Linked DNA regions of Homo sapiens: region 2 is linked to region 1. A link is a loop called in an ENCODE intact Hi-C map of the cell type or tissue named here. Cell type or tissue: mammary epithelial cell. All regions are shown on one strand. Each heading gives the region's core, and the rest is flanking DNA. Links, peaks and the distances in the headings are about the cores only. Region 1 overlaps SLC12A6 (solute carrier family 12 member 6). Region 2 holds the start of NOP10 (NOP10 ribonucleoprotein).

Evidence for each region. Peaks named below come from ENCODE experiments on the same cell type or tissue, not always from the same donor. Only the 100,000 strongest peaks of a DNase experiment are listed, where the experiment ranks them.
Region 2: a loop joins it to region 1, with 7 times the contacts of the local background. A loop is called at or near these places in 34 of 110 quality-filtered maps.

The regions. Positions count from the first base shown.
Region 1 is chr15:34,239,463-34,244,637 of GRCh38, reverse strand. SLC12A6 (solute carrier family 12 member 6) reads left to right here. Exons shown (of 26, transcript NM_001365088.1): 16 at 566-664; 17 at 2,417-2,536; 18 at 3,301-3,405; 19 at 3,809-3,977. LOC124903461 (a long non-coding RNA gene) reads right to left here and starts at 1,512. Exons shown (of 2, transcript XR_007064576.1): 1 at 697-1,512. RefSeq lists an enhancer at 4,633-5,175. In mammary epithelial cell, for the core only: a CTCF peak has its summit at 3,079 (motif pointing left); a DNase peak (open chromatin) is centred at 3,077; H3K27ac peaks cover 2,353 bases.
Region 2 is chr15:34,341,686-34,348,104 of GRCh38, reverse strand. It overlaps NOP10 (NOP10 ribonucleoprotein), which reads left to right and starts at 4,969. Exons shown (of 2, transcript NM_018648.4): 1 at 4,969-5,085; 2 at 5,997-6,386. The coding sequence starts at 5,032. The coding sequence ends at 6,137. It overlaps NUTM1 (NUT midline carcinoma family member 1), which reads right to left and starts at 4,790. Exons shown (of 8, transcript NM_001284292.2): 1 at 4,403-4,790; 2 at 2,070-2,163; 3 at 1-136. The coding sequence starts at 4,408. RefSeq lists silencers at 4,937-5,036, 5,117-5,226. In mammary epithelial cell, for the core only: a CTCF peak has its summit at 4,863 (motif pointing left); a DNase peak (open chromatin) is centred at 4,944; H3K4me3 peaks cover 972 bases; H3K27ac peaks cover 996 bases.

The sequences.
Region 1 (5,175 bases), core at 1,917-4,416:
TTGGCTTGGCTAGAGTGGAGGGTACATGTTGAGGGAATAACAGAATAGAGAAGTAGGTAGACCCAGATCACAAAGGTCCTGGAACTTTTACCTGGAAGTAGTGGGTAATCCTTGAGCACAAAATGATAATGCTTTAGGATGATCAATCTTGTATAAAAGATGGATTAGAAGGAGGCTAGAATTGAGCTGGGAATGCTAATTGGAAAGAAGAAATGAGAGCCTGAACTAAGGTGATTAGTAGTAGAGATGAAAAGGAAGAGAAGCAGCTTAAGAGATTTTTAAATAGAATCCATAGGACTTGGTAAGTGAATTTGGAACAAGGGTAAGGAAGAGGAAACCTGGATTATCCTAAGAACAACTGGGTAAAGAGTGGTTGTGTCATTGACTGAGAGAACAGAGAAGGATGAACAGTTTTGTGGGGAGAGGTTTAAGTTTCCCTACTTCCTACTTAATCAAGGGTTAGTTGTCTAGAAACAGGCTTCAATACAGCAAAGGTATTCAGTTACTTAACCTTCAAAGAATCATCTTCCAGTAATAATCATTCCTCTTACTCTTTATTCTTCAGGTTTTTTCTCATGTGTTACCTCTTTGTAAACTTGGCATGTGCCTTGCAAACATTACTTCGAACACCCAACTGGAGACCCCGATTCCGCTACTACCATTGGTAAGTCTGCTTCTTTTATTCTTTTTACTCACGTTTGGAGAGAACCCATCTTTGAACTAGAAAACTAGGAGAGTCTGGGTTCTCGATAAAATTTTTTTCTTGGTCAGCCATTTCATACTGTTTCAACTTTCAATTCTTATCTGAATCCTCATCCTCCTATCCTATTTTCCTATATCACTTTATAATAACTTATAACACCCAATACGAATAGAGCAAAAGCACTAAATAGAGATATCCAGCCTTCTATAATTTTCAGGTTAAAACAACCTTCTCTTGCATGTTTATTTTCCTGTTTGTCTCTTAGGGTTACAGAGTCAGAGGTTCTAAATTCCAATCTCAGCTCTACTATTTCCTAGCTTTGTAACCTTCAGCAAAGCACATAACCATGTAAAATTTAATTTTATTCATTTGTAAAATGGGACTAATAAATCTAAAGTGCTTATCGTAGTGCCTGATACATAGTAAAGCTCAGCTCTCAATGAACTGTTGCTGCTGCTGCTGTTGTAGTTAAGTCTCCCCAGTCCTGAAGGGGTCATCATGAAAGATTTTTGGCTACCATCCCATCTCTTTCCTCTTATAGCTCAGAGCTCATTAATTATGTCCTGTATGTACCCGTTGCTACATTCTTCTTTGCTAACTTTCTCCTTGTTCCCTTTCTGTCTTCACTTACCAATGGTGGGCAGTGATGTAACGTTTACTGGGCAAAAATTAAAATCTTCAACTGATTTTTAATGCCTCAAATCCTCTTTCTAGCTTTAATGTTAGTTAGAAGTTCTTTATGAGGCCGGGCGTGGTGGCTCATGCCTGTAATCCCAGCACTTTGGGAGGCCAAGGCAGGCGGATCACCTAGGTCAGGAGTTTGAGACCAGCCTGACCAACATGGGGAAACCCCGTCTCTACTAAAAATACAAAAGTAGCCGGGCATGGTGGCACATGCCTGTAATCCCAGCTACTCAGGAGGCTGAGGTAGGAGAATCGCTTGAACCCGGGAGTCGGAGGTTGCAGTGAGCTGAGATCCCAGGTTCACACCATTCTCCTGCCTCAGCCTCCCGAGTAGCTGGGACTACAGGCGCCCGTCACCACACCCGGCTAATTTTTTGTATTTTTAGTAAAGACAGGGTTTCACCGTGTTAGCCAGGATGGTCTCAGTCTTCTGACCTTGTGATCCATCCGCCTCAGCCTCCCAAAGTGCTGGGATTACAGCTGTGAGCCACCGCATCCGGCCCAAAAATAATTTTTCTCAGTGAGTTCTGCAGTTATGCTAATAAGTATTTATAAAATTTTTAGAAATATTTATATGAAATTTTTTAAAAAGATCCTAGAGTTATTAACATTTCTGGCTGCGTGTCCCATCCTGGCTTTGCCAAGTAAGTATTAATTGTCCTCATAACTGCAGATGACTGATAGTGTTCCGTTATTTATATGGTTTTCCAGCAGTTGGAAACATCTTCTGTTGCAAAGGACAGTTTGGGGTTTAGTGCACATCTACCGACTGTTTCATGATAAGACAACTATAGAATTGAGAATAATCATTTAGAAACTTTTGTGGCAGTTTGACATTGCTACAGCATCCAGGCATGTGATAATTTTTCGAATAATTCATTTTTATTGCATTTTACAAAAGTTCTATTTATAATAGTTTCAAAGTTTTTAAAAAATAATACCTCACCACAGATAGTTTGAGAAGCACCTTTAACATAGGCTTCTTTTTCAGCTACTTTAAAAGATACTTTTTTGTTTTTAATTTTCTAGGGCCCTTTCTTTCATGGGAATGAGTATCTGTCTGGCTCTGATGTTCATTTCTTCCTGGTATTATGCCATTGTAGCCATGGTAATAGCTGGTATGATCTACAAGTACATTGAATACCAAGGGTGAGTGTGGATTTAATCTTGATCACTGCTAAAAGTAGCAAGACTAGCTAGTTTGGTTAGAGCCAGCTCAGTGAAAATATCTTAAGGACTCAGGTAACTTCATTTTCATAACTATATTTTGTACCCCTAATTCTTTAACCATCTTAATGATGCAAGCTTTTCATCACAAGGGAGATCCATTGAGAAAGTATGAATGGATCAATGGAAAATAACAAAGGACATTTCCAAATAATAATAATTAGTACTAAACAAAGTACAACACAAATGTAAATATTTTTGCTTATCTCTTCAGTCAAGGGGTTGTCTCTGAAATGAAAAAGAAATTAGTTCTGAACAACTTAGTAACTACTAAGACTTACAGCTTTCAAAAATGAGGACGAAATAACATTCTTATTCAGAAGATCACATTGAACTTTACTTTCTCTGCATTATTTTCAAAGTAACTTAAACTCCAGGTCTGTTATAATTTTCTAATCTAAATTGCTCTTTTACATTATTGTTTTGAACAATTACATAGAAGGACTGAATGAGTGACCCCTTCAGGCTTTATTGGGAACTGTTTGTGCAGTGCAGTCTGTTGGTGCTGTTGATCTACCTACATCAGGTTCATTATGTTAGTAAAGAACATTATGTAAATCATTAATCTGAGCTTTAATCTTCTACCTTGCACATGTGTGATTTTTAGATTCAGAAAAAAACTTTATTTTTTAAAATTATACTTACTATAGTTTAAATTTGTCTCTGCTCTTTTCTTTTTCTCACAGAGCTGAGAAAGAATGGGGTGATGGTATCCGTGGGCTGTCCCTCAGTGCAGCCCGGTTTGCTTTGCTTCGATTGGAGGAAGGACCTCCACACACTAAAAACTGGAGGTAAAGAAATCAACACTAGCAGTATTTGGCACATGGTTAACACACAAAAATATGTGTTTTGTTGATTTTAGGATAAGGAAACCATATGTGGCTCAAGGAATTGGTATAATGGACCTGTTTTGAACTATTCTAAATCCTTAATTTTTTTATTCCCTTTTCTTCATGTCGTTTATGATCAAGATTTCTACAATTTATTATTCTTCCTTGAAGACTGATCAACTTGAGATAGTACTGGGAGCATTCAAAATAATGCCCTTATCCTGTCATCTCCTGTGATCTCTTCCTTCTGTCAAATTACCTGTTTCATACAGATCTCCTGAATTAAAGGGTGGAGTCTGTCATTCTGTTCCCCAAACCCAAAATGTTTTCTCCTCCCCTCCAACCCCCACCAACCTCTTCACAGGCCTCAGTTGCTTGTATTACTGAAACTAGATGAAGACTTACATGTCAAGCATCCTCGCCTCCTCACCTTTGCCTCACAGCTCAAAGCAGGAAAAGGTCTCACTATTGTGGGCTCTGTCATCGTGGGGAACTTCCTAGAGAACTACGGTGAAGCTTTAGCTGCTGAGCAGGTAAGAGTCAGGCTTTTGAGGTATTGGAACTCAGTTTACAGCTTTGTGATGTTAAGTAGTAAGACCTCAAACTTCTACTTGAATCTTGTTCCTGAGTGATCTAGGAGGTTTCTCACTTAGTGCTGACCTTTGAAAGGACACTTTTTCCCAAATAATAAGATGAGCCAAAAATAGTTATTTATTATTTCTTCCTGTTTAAAGCATTACTAAATTATAAGATTATTAAGTCTAAACCTTATGTTCAAATATACTCCAAACATTAATCTAAGCACTGAGAAAAGTCATGTAAATAAATTGATCCCTTGAACTATGGAGAGGGTTCCTCTCAATCTTGTGACAACAAGGAGTAATGACCAAATTTTCTTCCTCTTTACTAATCTACGTGGTATCATGAGCAAGATTCCTTTGCCACTTCTGGTTAGCTGTATTGAACATTAAAGTTCTACTTTAACAAGGAAGTTGTTTTCACTCTAATACTTATTATATATGATAGAACTAATCCTATTGTTTTTGAAATGCCATTGTGTTCAATGGCATTTCAAAAGTTTTACTGTGGGGGGAGGGGGGAAGGATAGCATTAGGAGATATACCTAATGTAAATGACGAGTTAATGGGTGCAGCACACCAACATGGCACATGTATACATATGTAACAAACCTGCACGTTGTGCACATGTACCCTAAAACTTAAAGTATTTAAAAAAAAAAGTTTTACTGGATTTCATTTTGGAATCCTTTGAAATCCTAAACACTAGAAATGCTGAAGAAACATTACTCCAGAATGATGGTAAAAATTAATAAAAGGTACACAGGATTGAAAATCAGGAGAGCCTAGTTCTTAGCCGCATCACTGATTTAATCTGTGCCTTTGCAAAAATCATTCCATTTTCCATACCATTATTCCCAGGGTGGAGTAAGAGTAAATGAGATGATATCTCCAAATTGGTTTGACTAAATAAAGGAAGAGTAATGCAAATACAAGTGTCATGAATAATCACCATTAAAATGTCAAAAAGCATATGGGAATGGGAGAGGCGAAAAAGAAAACATACCTGAGAAAATTCTAAAGTGAAACTGAATCATCATACTGAGTTTCTGGTAAGATGAGTCAGGGCATGACTGGGGCTGAGGCAGGAAGGAGATCGTGTTCACAATAGTGAATCACCCTGGTCAACTGAGAAAGAATGTTGAATATTCAC
Region 2 (6,419 bases), core at 3,344-5,843, 100 kb before region 1:
ATGATGGGCTGTGGAGGTGGCTCCCTGGGTGGGTGGTCTGGTGGGTCAGAAGTTGGTGGGAGAAAGGGAAGTGCAGGGGATGGAGACGGGGCGGCACTAGGTTTCATGCTCATATCCGGTCCCGGCAATGCAGATGCTGTTGAGACAAAGAAAAAGAAGAAATGGAGTAGGAGAAAAGAAGACCAGAGTTAGCCATCTGAATTCCCCATTTTTTTATTTTTATTTTTATTTTTATTTTTATTTTTATTTTTTGAGATGGAGTCTCGCTCTGTCGCCCAGGCTGGAGTGCAGTGGCACAATCTCGGCTCACTGCAATCTCCGCCTCCTAGGTTCATGCCATTCTCCTGCCTCAGCCTCCTGTGTAGCTGGGACTACAGACGCCCACCACCACGCCCGGCTAACTTTTTGTATTTTTAATAGAGACGGGGTTTCACCGTGTTAGCCAGGTTGGTCTCGATCTCCTGACCTTGTGATCCGCCTGCTTCGGCCTCCCAAAGTGCTGGGATTACAGGTGAATTCCTCCTTTATTTTTAAATTTTTTTGTAGAGGCCGGGCACGGTGGTTCATATCTGTAATCCCAGCACTTTGGGAGGCCAAGGTGGAAGGATTGCTTGACTCCAGGAGTTTGAGACCAGCCTGGGCAACATGGCAAAACCCTGTCTCCATTAAAAATACGAAAATAAGCCAGGTGCGGTGGCATGCACCTGTAGTCCCAACTACTTGGGGGGCTGGGGTGGGAGGATCGCTTGAGCCCAAGAAGTTGAGGCTGCAGTGAGCTGAGATTGCGCCTCTGTGCTCCAGCCTCGGTGACAAAGGAAAACTCTGTCTCAAAAAAAAAAAAAGAAAAATTGTAGAGATGACGTCTCGCTATGTTGCCTAGGCTAGGCTCAGACTCCTGGCCTCAAGTGATCCTCCTGCCTCAGCCTTCCAAAGTGCAGAGATAACTGGTGTGAGCCACCACACCCCATCTGAGTTCTTCTTTAGACCCGAAGACTCAAAGCACTGATTCTCAACAGGTGAAAGAGGGGATATGGATGGGGAACTTGCATAGTTTGCAAATGTCCCCCAAGTGATTTTGATCTTACTTCTCGTTGAGAATGACTGCATTAAAGAAGTTGCTTCTTTTTCAACAAGACACACAGACCCCTATCTGCCAAGAAGAGACAAGCCCAAGCCATCACTGCCTCTAAGTGCTGCTTTTTTTTTTTTTTTTTTTTTTTTTTAGATGGAGTCTTGCTCTGTGGCCCATTCTGGAGTGCAGCAGCACGATCTTAGCTCACTGCAACCTCCGCCTCCTGGGTTCAAGTGATTCTCCTGCCTCAGCCCCGCAAGTAGCTGGGATTACAGGCACGAACCACCACATCCAGCTAATTTTTGTATTTTTAGGACATACGGGGTTTACGCCATGTTGGCCAGGCTGGTCTCAAAAACCTGACCTCAGGTAATCCACCCGCCTCGACCTCCTAAAGTGCTGGGATTACAGGCATGAGCCACCGCACCCGGCCCAAGCAGAGGCAGTTTATAATACATTCCAGCCTAGTTTTCAGGAAGGCATTTCTCTGCAACAGATAACTACAGATTATCTTTTCCCACTAAGGTCCTTCCCACCTTACCCTCCCATCCTCCATCCTCCACATCCCCTTCCCCTCATAAGCTCAAGCATGGCAAAATCCTAGAACAGGCTCCAGTTGCCTAAAAAAGACAGATGAACTTGGGCCTTCCCCCTTGAAACCTCTCTGTGCCAGTCCTAAGACACATACCCCTGATCCTCTCTCCCACCACAAAAACACATGCGGAAGTGTCCCCTGTTCAAGAGAATCAAGTTGCTAATTGCCATCCTTTCTCTATACTCAGCATGTGTCCTCAGAGACACCTTAATCTGTCCTTAAGGAAGTCCTCTTCCTTCCCCAGCCCCTAGTCTTAAAGGTACAATCTCCTTCCCTAGCCTCCCCAAGTGTGATACCTTTGACGGGGTGTAGCACCTCACATTCCTTTAGGTCAGCCCAGAGAGCTTGTCTCAAAGGATATGAGCAGGTACCAGAAATCCTCCTCACCACCTGCAGACTTACCTCCATCTGAAGCCATCCTCTCAGGTTTGGGCACTAACTGTGGCTGTCTGGAAGCCTCCAGAATGAGGCAGTCAGGTCCAGGACCCAGAGTAACCTGGCTCCAGTAGGTGCACAGGGATCCAAGGAAGGGAAGGTAAAGATCAGATCACACAGAACTAGAATACGGAACTCAAGGCATTCTGCTGTGGGGGAGGGGAGAGGGAAAAGTGGGGTGAGGGTGGGGACAGATATTCCATGAAGGGTTCTAGTAAGTATGAAAAAACCAGGAATTCCCTTCAAACTACAGTTTGGCAACACAATTGATGTTTGCCTCTTTAGGGCTATTTGTAAACTTTTTCTCAGATTCCCAACACATTACAGTTTTACCGTTTGGTTCACTACACTTCGATTCTTCACCAACATATCTCATTTTGTGTCCTTCCATCCCAGCCAGTTCTGTAACTGACTTCCTATTAACAGCAGGTTGACTGTAGACCCCTGACTTAATTCAATGATGGCTATATTTTCTGAACTAAATTCAGAGTACATTGGTCTATACACGTAAGGATCAAGGGAACTAAAGTTTAAAATTAGAATTGTCAGATGATCCAAGGTGCTCGATTGCTGTGTGCACATCATTTCCTTGGAAAGCTGTCCAATCTACTAACATAGGCTCTGTACTCCACAGACGCCTTACCCTTTGCTGAAAAGCCTCACTAAATAAAAAAGCTGCCATGCAGTTTAAAATTTCAAGAGTAGAAAGTCCTTCTTTTTGTTAAATTATTTTGGTTTAAACTTTAAAAATAAAATTTATCTGCTAAGGTTCCTGGCGACTATTTCAGGCCAGTAACTCCCAGAGCATCCTCTACAGCCACAGCTTCATCCAAACGTGGATTTCCCCCAAAAGGCCTTCCCTGGGGTTCATGGCATCTTTCTTGCTTCCTCTGAGATATCTTTTCTCTTTTCTAAAGACCTGAAGGCTAAAATCATCATTTTCCTTTCTAACAAAATTAACTACTTAGATTTAAATTTTTTTTTTTAAACAGAGTCTCGCTCTGTCACCCAGGCTGTAGTGCAGTGGCGTGATCTCTGCTCACTGCAAGCTCCGCCTTCCGGGTTCACGCCATTGTCCTGCCTCACCCTCCTGAGTAGCTGGGACTACAGGCACCCACCACCATGCCCGGCTAATTTTTTGTATTTTTAGTAGAGACGGGGTTTCACTGTGTTAGCCAGGATAGTCTCGATCTCCTGACCTCATGATCCGCCCGCCTCAGCCTCCCAAAGTGCTGGGATTACTAGGCGTGAGCCACCGTGCCCGGCCTTTAAAAAATTTTTAACAGGTAATAAATACATTAGCAAGGTTCAAAAATCAAACTGCGTAATAAAATACATAGCAATAAGTCTGCCTCCCAACCCTTACCCCTTTCTCCTGCAACTAAGTTCTCTATCCCAGAGGAAACCAGTATCATCTGTTTCTTGTGAATACTTGCAGAGATTTTTTATGCAACTACAAGTAAATACAAACCATATTCTTTTTTTTTTTTTTTTTTTTTTGAGACAGGATCTCGCTCTGTCGCCCAGGCTGGAGTGCAGTGGCGTGATCTTGGCTCACTGCAACCTCCGCCTCCTGGGTTCAAGTGATTCTCCTGCCTCAGCCTCCCGAGTAGCTGGGACTACAGGTGCCCGCCACCACGCCCCGCTAATTTTTGTATTTTTGGGGGTTTCACCATATTGGCCAGGCTGGTCTCGAACTCCTGACCTTGTGATCCACCCGTCTCAGCCTCCCAAAGTGCTGGGATTACAGGCGTGAGCCACCGCGCCCAGCCACAAACCATATTTTTTTTTCTTTAAGACGGACCCAGGCTGGAGTGCAGTGGTGCTATCTCAGCTCGCTGCAACCTCTGCCTCCCCGGCTCAAATGATTCTCCTGCCTCAGCCTCTGAAGTAGCTGGGACTACAGGCGCCCACCACCACGCCCGGCTAATTTTTCTGTATTTTTAGTAGAGACGGGGTTTCGCCAGATTGGCCAGGCTGGTCTCGAACCCTTGACCTGTGATCTGCCTGCCTCAGCCTCCCAGTGTTGGGATTACAGGCGTGAGCCACCGCGCCCCGCCAAACCATATTCTTAAAAAAAAAAAAAAAAAAGTGCAGGTTTTTCTGGTTACACAGTTAATATATATTCCAATGCTTTTGTCATTGTAAATAATGGCGTAACGATGATCTTTGTAATGATATTTTGGTTCTCATTTTCATTTCTTTAAACGAGAGTCTTATAAGGAGAACTTCTATATTCTTTTAAAAATTGTAAAAACTCCTAGAAGGTGCACTTTATTACGTTATTATTAGCTACTCACCACCATAAGAAAGAGCGCTGAATTTGCGGTAGGGACCTAACTTTAAATCTTGGTTCGACCGCTGAAACATGCTTCACCAGTTTCATAAAATAACTTTACGCTCTTTCGCTTTACGGAATATTGATACTCAACATGCATTCTTTACCGCCAACGCTTTGAAATGGAGCAGGGGAACTGGATGTAAAAGAGGGGAGGGAAGAAAACCTCTTCTTTCTTCCCTAGGGTAAAGGGGCTCTGAATCCTGGAGCCCTTGTTTCTTCAGGCATTGAAAACTCACTGCTCCTGAAATGGGTGTGTATCTTGAGACAAAGACAGGCTTCTATACGTCAATATTCTATCCACATCCATCCCTACCCCCCTCTAACGCCGTGTACCTAGCACACAGTAGGGACACTCCACGTGTTTTAGCCTGCAAAGTTGCAAGTAGGGCCCCAAGCCAAGCCCTGCTCTCGTGCGCCCCCTTCTGGCTAGCTGAAAACAAGGCAAAAATTGACTACATTTTCCGGAGTGCCAGGAGAGAGAGACTTCCGGTTATGCAGGAAGGAAATTGACGAACACGTGACGCGGTCGGGCGGACCACTGCAGACTGAGCGGTGGACCGAATTGGGACCGCTGGCTTATAAGCGATCATGTTTCTCCAGTATTACCTCAACGAGCAGGGAGATCGAGTCTATACGCTGAAGGTGAGGAGAGAAAACAGGGTGTAAATAGGCATGGCGAGAAATGTAGATGGGAGGAGTGGGTGAGGTCATACGTGGAGTTACCTAGCTGGGTGCGGGGAACCAGAAAGTCCAGAACCGAGGTGGGGAAGAACCGGGACCGCGCGACTCATTTTTTAATTAAAAGAAAAAATTCTGGCGGGGCGCAGTGGCTCCCGCCTGTAATCCTAGCACTTTGGGAGGCCGAGGCGGGTGGATTGCCTTAGCTCAGGAGTTCGCGACCATTCTGGGCAACACTGTGAAACTCCGTTTCTACTAAAATACAAAAAATTAGCCGGGCATGGCGGTGTGCGCCTGTTATCCCAGCTACTCGGGAGGCTGAGACAGGAGAATCGCTTAAACCCGGGAGGCAGAGGTTGCAGTGAGCCGGGATAGCGCCATTGCACTCACTTTTCCTTTTTTTTTTTTTTTTTTTTTTTAAAGACAGGGACTCGCTTTGTTGCCTAGGCTGTAGTGCGGTGGTGCGGTCTCGGCTCACTGCAACCTCCGCCTCCTGGGCTCAAACAATCCTTCTGCCTCAGCCTCCCGAGTAGTTGGGACTACAGGCGTGCGCCACCATACCCGGCTAATTTTTGGTTTTGGGGTTTTTTGTTTGGTTGGTTGGTTTTGTTTGTTTGTTTGTTGTAGAGACGAGGTTTCGCCATATTGCCCAGGCTGGTCTCAAACCATCCTCCCGCCTCGACCTCCCAAAGTGCCAGGATTACAGGCGTGAGCCACCGCGCTCGGCCTTTTTAAATTTTATATTTCTCTATTTATTTGTACAACTTTTTGAGTTGACCATTGCATCTTCTATTTTCATGTTTGCCCTTTTTCGCGCTGGCCCCACCCCATTTCATCACTCCTGTACTGACATACATTCTGTGTTCCTGGAGCAGAAATTTGACCCGATGGGACAACAGACCTGCTCAGCCCATCCTGCTCGGTTCTCCCCAGATGACAAATACTCTCGACACCGAATCACCATCAAGAAACGCTTCAAGGTGCTCATGACCCAGCAACCGCGCCCTGTCCTCTGAGGGTCCCTTAAACTGATGTCTTTTCTGCCACCTGTTACCCCTCGGAGACTCCGTAACCAAACTCTTCGGACTGTGAGCCCTGATGCCTTTTTGCCAGCCATACTCTTTGGCATCCAGTCTCTCGTGGCGATTGATTATGCTTGTGTGAGGCAATCATGGTGGCATCACCCATAAAGGGAACACATTTGACTTTTTTTTCTCATATTTTAAATTACTACAAGATTATTAAAGATAAAATGATTTGAAAAACTCTTATTTTGTGAGTTGTTGGAGGAAAGGATT